Linked DNA regions of Homo sapiens: region 2 is linked to region 1. Evidence: read pairs that join two places in POLR2A ChIA-PET (ENCODE). Cell type or tissue: PC-3. All regions are shown on one strand. Each heading gives the region's core, and the rest is flanking DNA. Links, peaks and the distances in the headings are about the cores only.

Region 1 (5,393 bases), core at 322-5,321:
TAACCAAATATCTTGCTAATGCTGATTCTGAATGTTTTTGCTGACCATTTAAACAATAAACCAGTTTGACCAAAGAAGTTATTATGCAGTTGCAGAGATAGATATTTTATGCCCTCTTCTGCAGGATAATTTTTTCTTAAGCAGAAAATGTATAAATAATCTGCAAATAAAATAATTTTCATTTAGACTACTTCCATACATGTTTGCCAAATCTATCCTGCTCCAATCCCCCAGCACTACTAGACCAAGTCTCATCTCTTTAGTCTGCATTACTGCCACAGCCCTGCCTCTGAACTTCTGCCTACCCTACCAAGAGAAAATGTTTTCACTGGCCGGGCACGGTGGCTCAAGCCTGTAATCCCAGCACTTTGGGAGGCTGAGGCCGGTGGATCATGACGTCAGGAGATCGAGACCATCCTGGCTAACAAGGTGAAACCCCCTCTCTACTAAAAATACAAAAAAATAATTAGCCTGGCATGGTGGCAGGCGCCTGTAGTCCCAGCTGCCCAGGAGGCTGAGGCAGGAGAATGGGATGAACCCGGGAGGCGGAGTTTGCAGTGAGCCGAAATCACGCCACTGCACTCCAGCCTGGGCGACAGAGCAAGACTCCATCTCAAAAAAAAAAAAAAAAAAGAAAATGTTTTCACTTTACTCCTGTAAATTGATACAACAAAAATGCTGTAATGGCTTCTGATTTCTTTCAACTTCAAGCCACTTCCAAGACCCCAGTCCACTTTGTACATTTTATATTCCATTATTTCCCACTATATATGGAAAACACATTGTCTTCCAGGTTTAGAAATCTCTTTTTAGGTCAATTAATATCAATATTCCCTTTAAGCTACTCAGATCTTGCCTTAAAAGAACTGCCTGGTCAGTAAGTCTCAACTCAATGCCACTAGAGCTTCCTCATACAAGTTATTCCCAGCAGCATTCCAGAAATCCATATTTGGAGCTCTAAGACACATTGTCTTACTAGCACAGAATTCTAGTTCCCATCTTAATCACTTCATTCATTTTGTCCTTTTCACCCGGAACGGTATGCCCCCCTACTTCACTCCCTATTCAGGTTCTAAGGAAATATTTGCCTTAAAGATTCACCTTAAGCTGTATCTGAAAGCTTTTATATACTTCAAGTGGTAAAGAGTTCTGCCCCCTCTTGTAATGGTCATATGACCATTACCAAATATCTGTTGATCAAACACAAAGCCTAAATCATAGAATAGTGAAATGAATAGTTTTAATCATCTTAATCAAATTAACGTGATTTCTCTATAGCTTCAATTAGTATCCAATGCCAGTCAATCAATATTCCTCCCCATTAGTATAACTCAGAGATTCTCAAAATTAGCTGCTTTTCAAAATCAACGATGAAGCTTATAGAAGAATGGATATCTGGACCCCTCCCTAAGACTGTGATTCAGGAATTCTGGAAAAAAATAATCTAGTTTCAAGTAGCTCCACAGGTGTTTCTGATATCCACCCGGGGCCAGGTCATAGTAGTTCCAGCTGAGTGCTTAGTAATTGACCCACAAGTGTGTCAGGCCATGAGGAGTCAAAGAAGCCATACTAACAACAAGAGATTTAGGGTGATCTGCAGATTAAACCACAAAGCAAAAAGTTTTCCTTTACATGCCAAATTCCGCAGCCCCTGCAGATCCAATAATTCATAATAATTTCTTTGTAGATACAGTTACAAACTGACAACTGGAGCCAGGGGTTCCCAGTTGTGACAGCACCCAGAATAATCTGGAAGCAAACATAGGTACACTGACCCACTGAACTGGAAACTCTGGGAATGGGAACTGGAGATCTACATTTTTCAAATCTCCAGGTGATTGCTTAAAGCAGAAAGGATTGGAAATCTCTTTTTAGGTCATTCCAAATTAGTACCTATATTCCCTCTAAGCTACTCAGATATTGTCTTTAAAGAACTGCCTGGTCAGTAAGTCTCAACCCAATTCCACTAGAGCTTCCTCATATGAGATCTTCCCAACAGCATTCCAGAAATCCACATTTGGAGCTCTAAGACATAAGGAAATGATAAAGGATTCCTATGAAAGAAGACAAAAACTTGGTTTGCGTTAGCTGATACTCTCATCTTTCCAATGGTCATCACAATAATTGCTTAACTAAGTCAGTGTTATGGCACGAGTGTTTGTATATTGTTCTAAAATCTTTCCATTGGCTGTGACTCTAGTGTATTAACCATTCTTCTTGCCTAGAGATAACCTAATATCTTTGCCATACAGAAGATGAAAAGCAGCTGAAACCTTTAGGCTTCTTTGTGTAAATATATTAGCTGGGGATTCATATCATGAACTATCCACTCTTTAAATACCCTTGGAAACTGTTTTGTCTCAATTGCAAAAATCACTATTATGAAGCATCACTTTTTATTATAACACAGTAGATAGTTTAATGTACAGCAACCAAGAAAAAAAAGGAATATGTTTGCCAGTTGGTATTTTGCCCTTATTATATAAAATTGGAAATGGAAAAGGCAGCCTTGATGAAAACACTGAAATTCCAGTAAGTAGGATTAGTCATACTTTTTGTGTTCCAGGGTTAGATTTCAAACGGCAAGTAAAAATTCCCTGAGCTACCAGTGGAGGCAAACACTCTCAAATTAAAATAAAAAGGACTACACATATTTACAAGAGCCAAAGCTAGAATGAGTAACGTTTGACATTTGGAAGGCTGGAATTGCAGCAAACAGCTCTCTCCCCGAGGAGAAACTTCTCACCAAATAGTTGGCTCATTGTGGTATCTAGCTTTCTTTGAAACAGCAAGCCTAAAATCTTCAGGGAGAAGGCAAATTAATGAAAACCACTTTGGCTTAACGCCTCACAGGCTGGGAACTGTTGTAATCAAGTCAAAAAGCACAGGCCAACTGAGTTTTAAATTATACACTGGTGGGAGAAACTGGAAAGACATCAATGATAACAGATTGTTTACAGGCCTGGGGCCCCTCTTGTAGCCTCACTCACTCAGTGAGTGTCTTGGGGCTTTTCACTTCCACCATTAATAAGATCTCTTTGCTTGGGAGGTAACACTTGGACATCCTTTGTTTTGTACATTAGGATAGCAGCCATATTAACAGCAGCAACATTTTTTCAACATAAACATAACAGCAAATAGGTAATAGGATGAGTCAAGGATCAAAACATGTGCACTGTCGGCCAGACACAGTAGCTCATGCCTGTAATCCCAGCACTTTGGGAGGCTGAGGTGAGCCGATCACGAGATCAGGATATCGAGACCATCCTGGCCAACATGGTGAAACTTCGTCTCTACTAAAAGTACAAAAATTAGCTGGACGTGGTGGTGGGCTCCTATAGTCCCAGCTACTCAGGAGGCTGAGGCAGGAGAATCGCTTGAACCCAGGAGGCAGAGGTTGCATTGCAGTGAGCTGAGATCGCGCCACTGTACTGCAGCCGGGCAACAGAGCGAGACTCCATCTAAAAAAAAAAAAGTGCACTGTCACCCACATAATTCACAGGGACAAAGAGACAGAGAGGCAGAGGGAGAAATAGGGCAGACTTTCAGAAGTCCTAAACATGAACTAAAATACTAAGGTTTATACATATTCTTTATATCTCATAATCTTTCAGAGTATGTAATCTTACTTTGATTATGTAACCATAATCTTTCAGAGCAGTGGAGTATAAAATAACTGTTGCAGATTATTAACTTTCTTTAAATGCCAATGGCAAAAGTTAGCGTTTACGAGTTTTTCTTCCAAACCATCTATGCACCTCAAATAATCTCTTTGGAAGCCATAACATCTCTTTACAGCTCACGTAGGAAATTCAACTTCTCCTAAACCCCTCCCATTCAGATGAGCGCTGGGTAAAAGCTCCTAGGAGGCCTTTGGCTAGGTCAGCTGCCTTGCCCTATTCTGCTCAGCTGGGTGGTGTTTGTGTCTTTCCACAAAATGGATAAAGACAAGAACCGATTGCCCACCCTATCTAACAGTCTCACAGCTTCAAGGAGTTTCCTGATGGCCCACTGCTCCTAACATGTTTCTCCTACCAAGTCAGTCTATGACAGTAGTTCAGCAAAGACCCTTTTATTACTTTATTGTGGCTGCTGTAACAAAGTATCACAAAATGGGTGGCTTAGACAACAGAAATTCATTGTATCACAGCGCTGTGGAGGCTAGAAGTCAGAGATAAGGCATTGGCGGAGTTAGTTCCTTCTGAGGGCTGTGAGAGAAGGATCTGTTGCAGTCCTCTCTCCCTGGCTTGGAGACAGTCATCTTCTCCTGGTGTCTCTTCACATTGCCTTTCCTCTATGCATATCTCTTTGTTCAAATTTCCCCCTGTTGATCAGACACCAGTCGTGACGGATTAGGGCCAGTCCTAATGACCCCATTTTAATTTGATTACCTCTGTAAAGACTTTGCCTTGAAATAAGGTCACATTTTGAAGGACTAGGGGTTAGGATTTCCATATATAAACTTCAGGGGTACCAAATTCAGGCCATAACAACCATCTATTCATTCTTATATGGTGAACACTGCTGACAACATTAAGGTCAATTTGCACTCTGAGAAGCAAGGATGCCAAACCCACTGGGCCATGTGTCAGCTCATGAATAGTTTGCAAGAAGCTACTATAATTCTCACAAACTAGTATCCTGTGATGCTAAGTGAAATTCATTACAATCAGGTCACCTATAAAACACTTTTCTTCTAAATGTATGTGTGGTTTACTGTACGATAATATGAAAGAGTCAAACTAAAACCACACCTGGTAATAATCTGTGAATACAGCAACTTTGGCTTTTTCTTCAATCATCCTCTGCCGAGGTATTTATCCAGTTTCATTCTCCATTTCATGCATTTAACAATGAGACAATAATATAGCCTTATCCACCCTGTATCATAGGTCATCAAATCCTCTGTCTTTCCTAGCCACCACAACCACAAATTCAACAACCAATAATATGCCTATGTCCTTAGTAACACTGTTTTCCTTAAAAAGAATTCCACCACCATCCTGCTAAAAGATCCCCAACCCAGTTCACAAAGGTTGTGTCACTGTGCTTCATCACCCTGATGACAATAAGGTTGAAATCTCCTCTTATAAACCCCTTGTCTTGAGGCATAACTCAATTGATCCTATGAGGAACAGGGATATACTCTTTGAATAGACTGTAAACCCAATCACAGAAAGTGTCTTCCTCTCCAAAGAAACTAGTTTGACCTAAAAACCCAAAGCCCACATAGATAGACCTACCATGTTCTGTTAGAAAAATAAATTCAACGGAAGTGTTCTAAGATTGCCAGATGCACAGGATAAGACATCACTTAAAAAACAAAGGATCCATCATTGCCTGAGATCTCACTTTAAAGGTAGAATTGCCTTTACTTGAGTCTGCTTTCCTTA
Region 2 (5,393 bases), core at 326-5,325, 330 kb before region 1:
GTTATAACTTACATTTTATTTTAGCAACTGTTTGTGACTTATTAACATACTAAAGATTTTCTCAACAACTCCAATCCCTATTTTTATGCTTCAGAATTTAGTTTCTAATTTGTCTATGAAAGCATTTTGCATCTTTTTTTACTCTTTTTTTTAGAATTGATGCCATGATTGATTCTCACTTAAAATTCTCAGATACTTATTTTGTTGAAAAAAGATAGAATAAAGATGTGTGCCATGTGTGCTGTCACCGCTATGTGATCATTATCAGTTTCACCCACTGAACTGACTAGAAAAACTTCACCATTGTTACAAAAAGTAACCCTAAGTTTCGGTAACTCCACTAGTTCATTCAGTGGATGGTGATGTGCCTAATAATATAACATTTTTATTACAATTGTGTAATCACATTCAAAGTCCTGTTAGCAAAAATTAACTTATGTTAAACAAAGTAAATCTATTAAAGCATGAGTCCTCCCCTAGCCCCAACTGAGGATCTTCATGTATATGTAAACCCAAACATAAAGACTCCTTATTCAGGTCATAGGAAAGCATTTTAATAATTGCTATTTAAGATGATTAAACACACCTCTTGGGTTTTCTACTAAGGGCCTAATGAAATCCCGTATTTCAGGTGAAATAGACAGATATGTACTGATTGACGTAACACTTGGCAAGTTGGTTTAAATTATGGGCCATTTTTATTTTTTTCCCAAAACATTTAGGCAAATTGTGTACATACCCTATGTCAGGGAAACAGAATAACAATAATATGAATGCAAAGCTGTAAAGCTATAATTATATGGAATATATATATTTTAAATTATCTGCAAATTGGTAACCCTTAAGAAGTTAAAATAAACTTACCTGTTTATATTGAATACCATTTGTAGATTGCTCTTTTAATAGGAAGACTCACATTCTCTATGATTTTCTTAGGATTGTGCTTATATGTTATCTTTTTATGAAGAAGATGACTAAAAACATTATAGATATGTGGAAATGGCTGTTTGATTATAACAATTGCATAATGACATCTGACTTTATATTGCAACCGACGGTTATCAGCCAATTACCACTACAGTGTGAAAGGTGTTACCAGAGGTTCTGTATACCATATGGCCTAAAACTTTTGAGGAGAAATATTTTCCTTTGCTTAACAAAGGCATATGAAGAAAATGTTACAAAAATTTTTATTAAAGGCCAGGTGCGGTGGCTCACGCCTGTGATCCCAGCACTTTGGGAGGCCAAGGCGGGCAGATCACGAGGTCAGGAGTTCAAGACCAGCCTGGCCAACATAGGGAAACCCCATCTCTACTAAAAATACAAAAAATTAGCTGGGTGTGGTGGCGGGTGCCTGTAATCCTAGATACCCAGGAGGCTGAGGCCCGAGAATCGCTTGAAGCCAGGAGGCAGTAGTTGCAGTGAGCAGAGATCACACCACTGCACTCCAGCCCGGGTGACAATGCGAGACTCCATCTGAAAAAAAAAAAAAATTTATTAAAAGTTTAAGACATCTTTCTAGGTTAGCTTCAATTTATTACTATTTTACAAGGAATAAAAATGAAACAATGTGAATAACTGTGTCTTTATTTACTTCACATGTTTATTTCATAAGTTTAAAATATATCTCTTGCTATTTAATACTGTATTGTTAAAATCTTGCAGCTTTGTTTTTCAGTGACAGGAGTTGAAATTTTATATAACAGTATTGCAGTTTCTCTGAAATAATAAGTGAGCTTAACAAAATTTTCAGATAGGTTGAGTGAATCTTTGTGACTAAAAGAATGATGATCTCTTTTATTTAATTAGCATATTAATTCCTTCTGTTAATTTATTGAGAGAAATCAATACAAGTAATAACCTTGGGTCTCCTGGTACTTGAGATCATTTGAGATATATAAAAATTGATGTGCATCTATCGTTTCTAGATTTTTATTTCTGATAATAACATTTGTCTAAAGAGATTTGATAACTGTACTTAAATTATCCTTCTGTCTTCTGGCATGTACACCAATGAGTTTATTGGAATGTGACTAAATTTGTTTCACTGTTTGAAAAAGTATGATGTTCTACAAAATAATATGAATGTGATCAATGGATAATCTTCCCTAGAAGCAGATATTTTCAGGATGAATCAGTGCAATGACGGATATATAGTGTTACTGCCAAGAGAATTTAAGAATATCCAATTTTGAATGTGTTAGTCATTAACTATTCAAGTTCTTATGGGTAGAATCACCATTGTTTATCCTAAGAGAATTGCCAGGTATTACATATCATATTTGCAGTCAAAAACCTGAGAGCCTGCTTGTGGTTAAAGGGACATGGATGGAGCCGGAGGCCATTATCCTTAGCAAGCTACCACAGGAACAGAAAAACCAAATACCACATGTTCTCCCTTATAAGTGAGAGCTAAATGATGAGAACACATGGACACACAGAGGGGAACAACACACACTGGGGCCGTTTAGAGGCTGCAGGGTGGGAGGAGGGAGAGAGGATCAGGAAAAATAACTGATAAGTACTAGGCTTAATACCTGGGTGATGAAATAATCTGTACAACAAACCCTCATGACACAAGTTTACCTATGTAACAAACCTGCACTTGTACCACTGAACTTAAAAGTAAAAAAATAGAACAAAACAGTCAGAACCATGCACCAATTTGGGATCGATAACACATAAAGGCAGCATATCATGTTATTTAAGTGAGTACGCTTTGGAGCCAGACTGAATTTATCTCCTGGATCAGCCATTTTCTGGCTATGTGACCTTGGGCAAGTTACTTTTAAAGGTATAGTCCTTGACCTCAGTTTCTTCTATTGTAAAACTGGAACATGGCACTTACCTCATTGGGTTTTTGGGAGAAGAAACCACTCAAATACATAAAAACATTTAGAAAAAGGAATACTAAATAATAGTTGTTATCTTTGTAGTCAAGTTCTTAGAAGTATAATATAGATCAAGAATCTTGAAGGTGGAAAGTAATTGGAGTGGAAAGAGAGACAGTCACTGTATTTCATTTATTTCATCTGATAATGAAGATATCGACTGGACTATATGTGAGCAGCATAAGCACTAGGGCAAAGACTTGTTAACTCTTAAATCCCAGTACTTAGCATACATATCTCCTCTTGGGTATGTAATAGTTTATTACGTGTTGAATAAATGAATCACTATTATTTATATAGCTCTTTATAGTTCTCAAAGCATGGTGATATAAATCTTTATTTGCTCATTTCTACAACCATATAACATTGTACCTTATTACACTGAGTGCTGGCTCTGTGCCAAGCATTGAGTTAGGTGGGATATCGTCATTATATCTACCTGATGAAGTGCCAGTTTTTGAAATAACACTGAAGCCTAAAAAGCAGTAAATAGCTTAACCAAAGCCACACAGCTAGTAATAGACAGAGACAGGAGTCCAGACCAAATCTGTCTGACTACACAGTACAATTCTTAAACTAAACCATACTGTGTTTCTCCTTACATGAAAAACAGGGTGTTAGAAGACATTAGCTGTGATCACATAGTAAAGAATAGATCAAGTACCAAATTGAACTCAAGGAGAAAATAGTGAGGGCTTGTAGAATTAAAATATATGATAATAATAAAGTGATCTATGATACTATTGTTATCCAAGAGGAGAATAAAGGTATTAGTTGATATTGGACTTGAATTATCCAGTAATAGGAAAAGAAACTATAACATCCAAACTAAAGAGTATGGGCTAATAAAAAATAATGGACCCAAAGTAGGCAAAACAGAGAGAAAAAGAAACATTATACATGTGAATGTGCTGTGAACAAATAGAAATAACACATATAAAATGATAAATTTAGGTATGTGTTCATAATGACATTAAATTTTAGTGGACTAAATTCACTGTATGCTTGCTTTACATGTGTATTATAGTTTAATTACATGTATATTTTATATATATAGTGTTTTCCTGTAAAAGTCTTAAAATGTTCTGTGACTTAAAATGTTAGCATCAGTGCTTGAAATGTCTTTGTACAAGAAGAGTTTTCTATTAATGTTCCCAGTTTAAGAATCTAATCAACATCTTTGCCTCCTGTTTCCCTCTAAAAAAAAGCAGTGTGATAGACTATAGTGAATGATGTCTAGTTTGTTTTTTAAAAAATATATACAATATATTTAAAAGAGAAAATCTGAAACATGAAGAAGATGAATTCCATATTCTACCAAAGTTATTCTGATTGAGCATTAAATTTAGCCATTTTTCCATAGACAAATCAAAAGGTATGAATAGATATTTCTTAGTCCAGGAGTGTATGTTTTGGCTGTGTTTGTGAAATGTGACAATTTTAACTATTTTGAAGAGAAGAATTTTCAGAGATAAAAGTAATAACCTTTATCTGATGGTCAATATTAAGTCATATTACTAATTTTAGAACTTCCTTTCCTTGTAGGCTCTGAATGGCTTTGTATTAGTTGTCACTACAGATGCTTTGGTCTTTTATGCTTCTTCTACTATACAAGATTATCTAGGGTTTCAGCAGGTAAGTATATATTATTTATATCATTTATATTATTATATCATTTACTTTTTATATATATTTAGGACACAGTTGGCCATTTGTATGTATAAAGTATCAATATATGCTGTAGAATACAGTATGTATTTGTAGCTAATAATTTTTTCTAATATTAATAATTTACTGCACTATAATTCCTTTAAACCTTTATGTGATTCATGGTTACTGTGTTTCTTCTTTCGCTTATCAAGAATCTTATATATAAGAAACTTTCAGGCACGTAGGGTCTAGGGGAGAAGATACAAAATTATTTGCTATCAAATAACTTATGGATAGCAGAGGATATATGACAACTATGAAATGAATGAGATGCTGTTAAAAAGTACAAGTAAAATCCTATGATTTATACCTTTAATTCTGATTTATTTGGATTATGGAAGTTACCCTAAATCAAATGGTATGTAAGCTGACCTAAATAATGTGTAACAGGTGGGTGGTCAAGAAAACATAGGAATATTGAAGTACTGTAAGCATTAGACTGGAAGTCATTGAAGGAAACAGACGTGTCTGACTTGTTTGATGTTATTGAATGAACAGTGAATAGATGGAATTATAAATATTTGATATATTGGAAGGGCAAGAACATCTTTTATGGTTTGAGAACAGATTGTAACATTTGAATGCTTGCTATTCTCATATATCTGGTTCTCAAATTGTACTGTGCACAAGAATCACCTGAAGACCTTGATAAAACTTGGTCATCCCTGTGAGCCCCATTGTCAGATATTCTGAATCAGTAGTTCACAGTGGGGCCCATGAATTTGCATTTCTATTAAGCTCACAAGGCTGCTGGTCTTAATAACAGTTATATAGACTAGAGCTTCAACTATA

What was found. ChIA-PET counts read pairs that join two places held together with the same protein. Peaks named below come from ENCODE experiments on the same cell type or tissue, not always from the same donor. Only the 100,000 strongest peaks of a DNase experiment are listed, where the experiment ranks them.
Region 2: POLR2A ChIA-PET joins it to region 1 with 6 read pairs; 2 of 35 experiments call an interaction of 5 or more read pairs at or near these places.

What each region holds. Positions count from the first base shown.
Region 1 is chr7:17,649,416-17,654,808 of GRCh38, forward strand. No RefSeq gene overlaps it. Among named protein-coding and RNA genes, the nearest start is that of LINC02889, 93 kb to the left of the region's middle. In PC-3, for the core only: no CTCF peak of the experiment used is centred there; a DNase peak (open chromatin) is centred at 2,616; H3K27ac peaks cover 502 bases.
Region 2 is chr7:17,323,323-17,328,715 of GRCh38, forward strand. AHR (aryl hydrocarbon receptor) reads left to right here. Exons shown (of 11, transcript NM_001621.5): 4 at 4,437-4,526. Among named protein-coding and RNA genes, the nearest start is that of AHR, 27 kb to the left of the region's middle. In PC-3, for the core only: no CTCF peak of the experiment used is centred there; DNase peaks (open chromatin) are centred at 2,249 and 3,289; H3K27ac peaks cover 2,372 bases.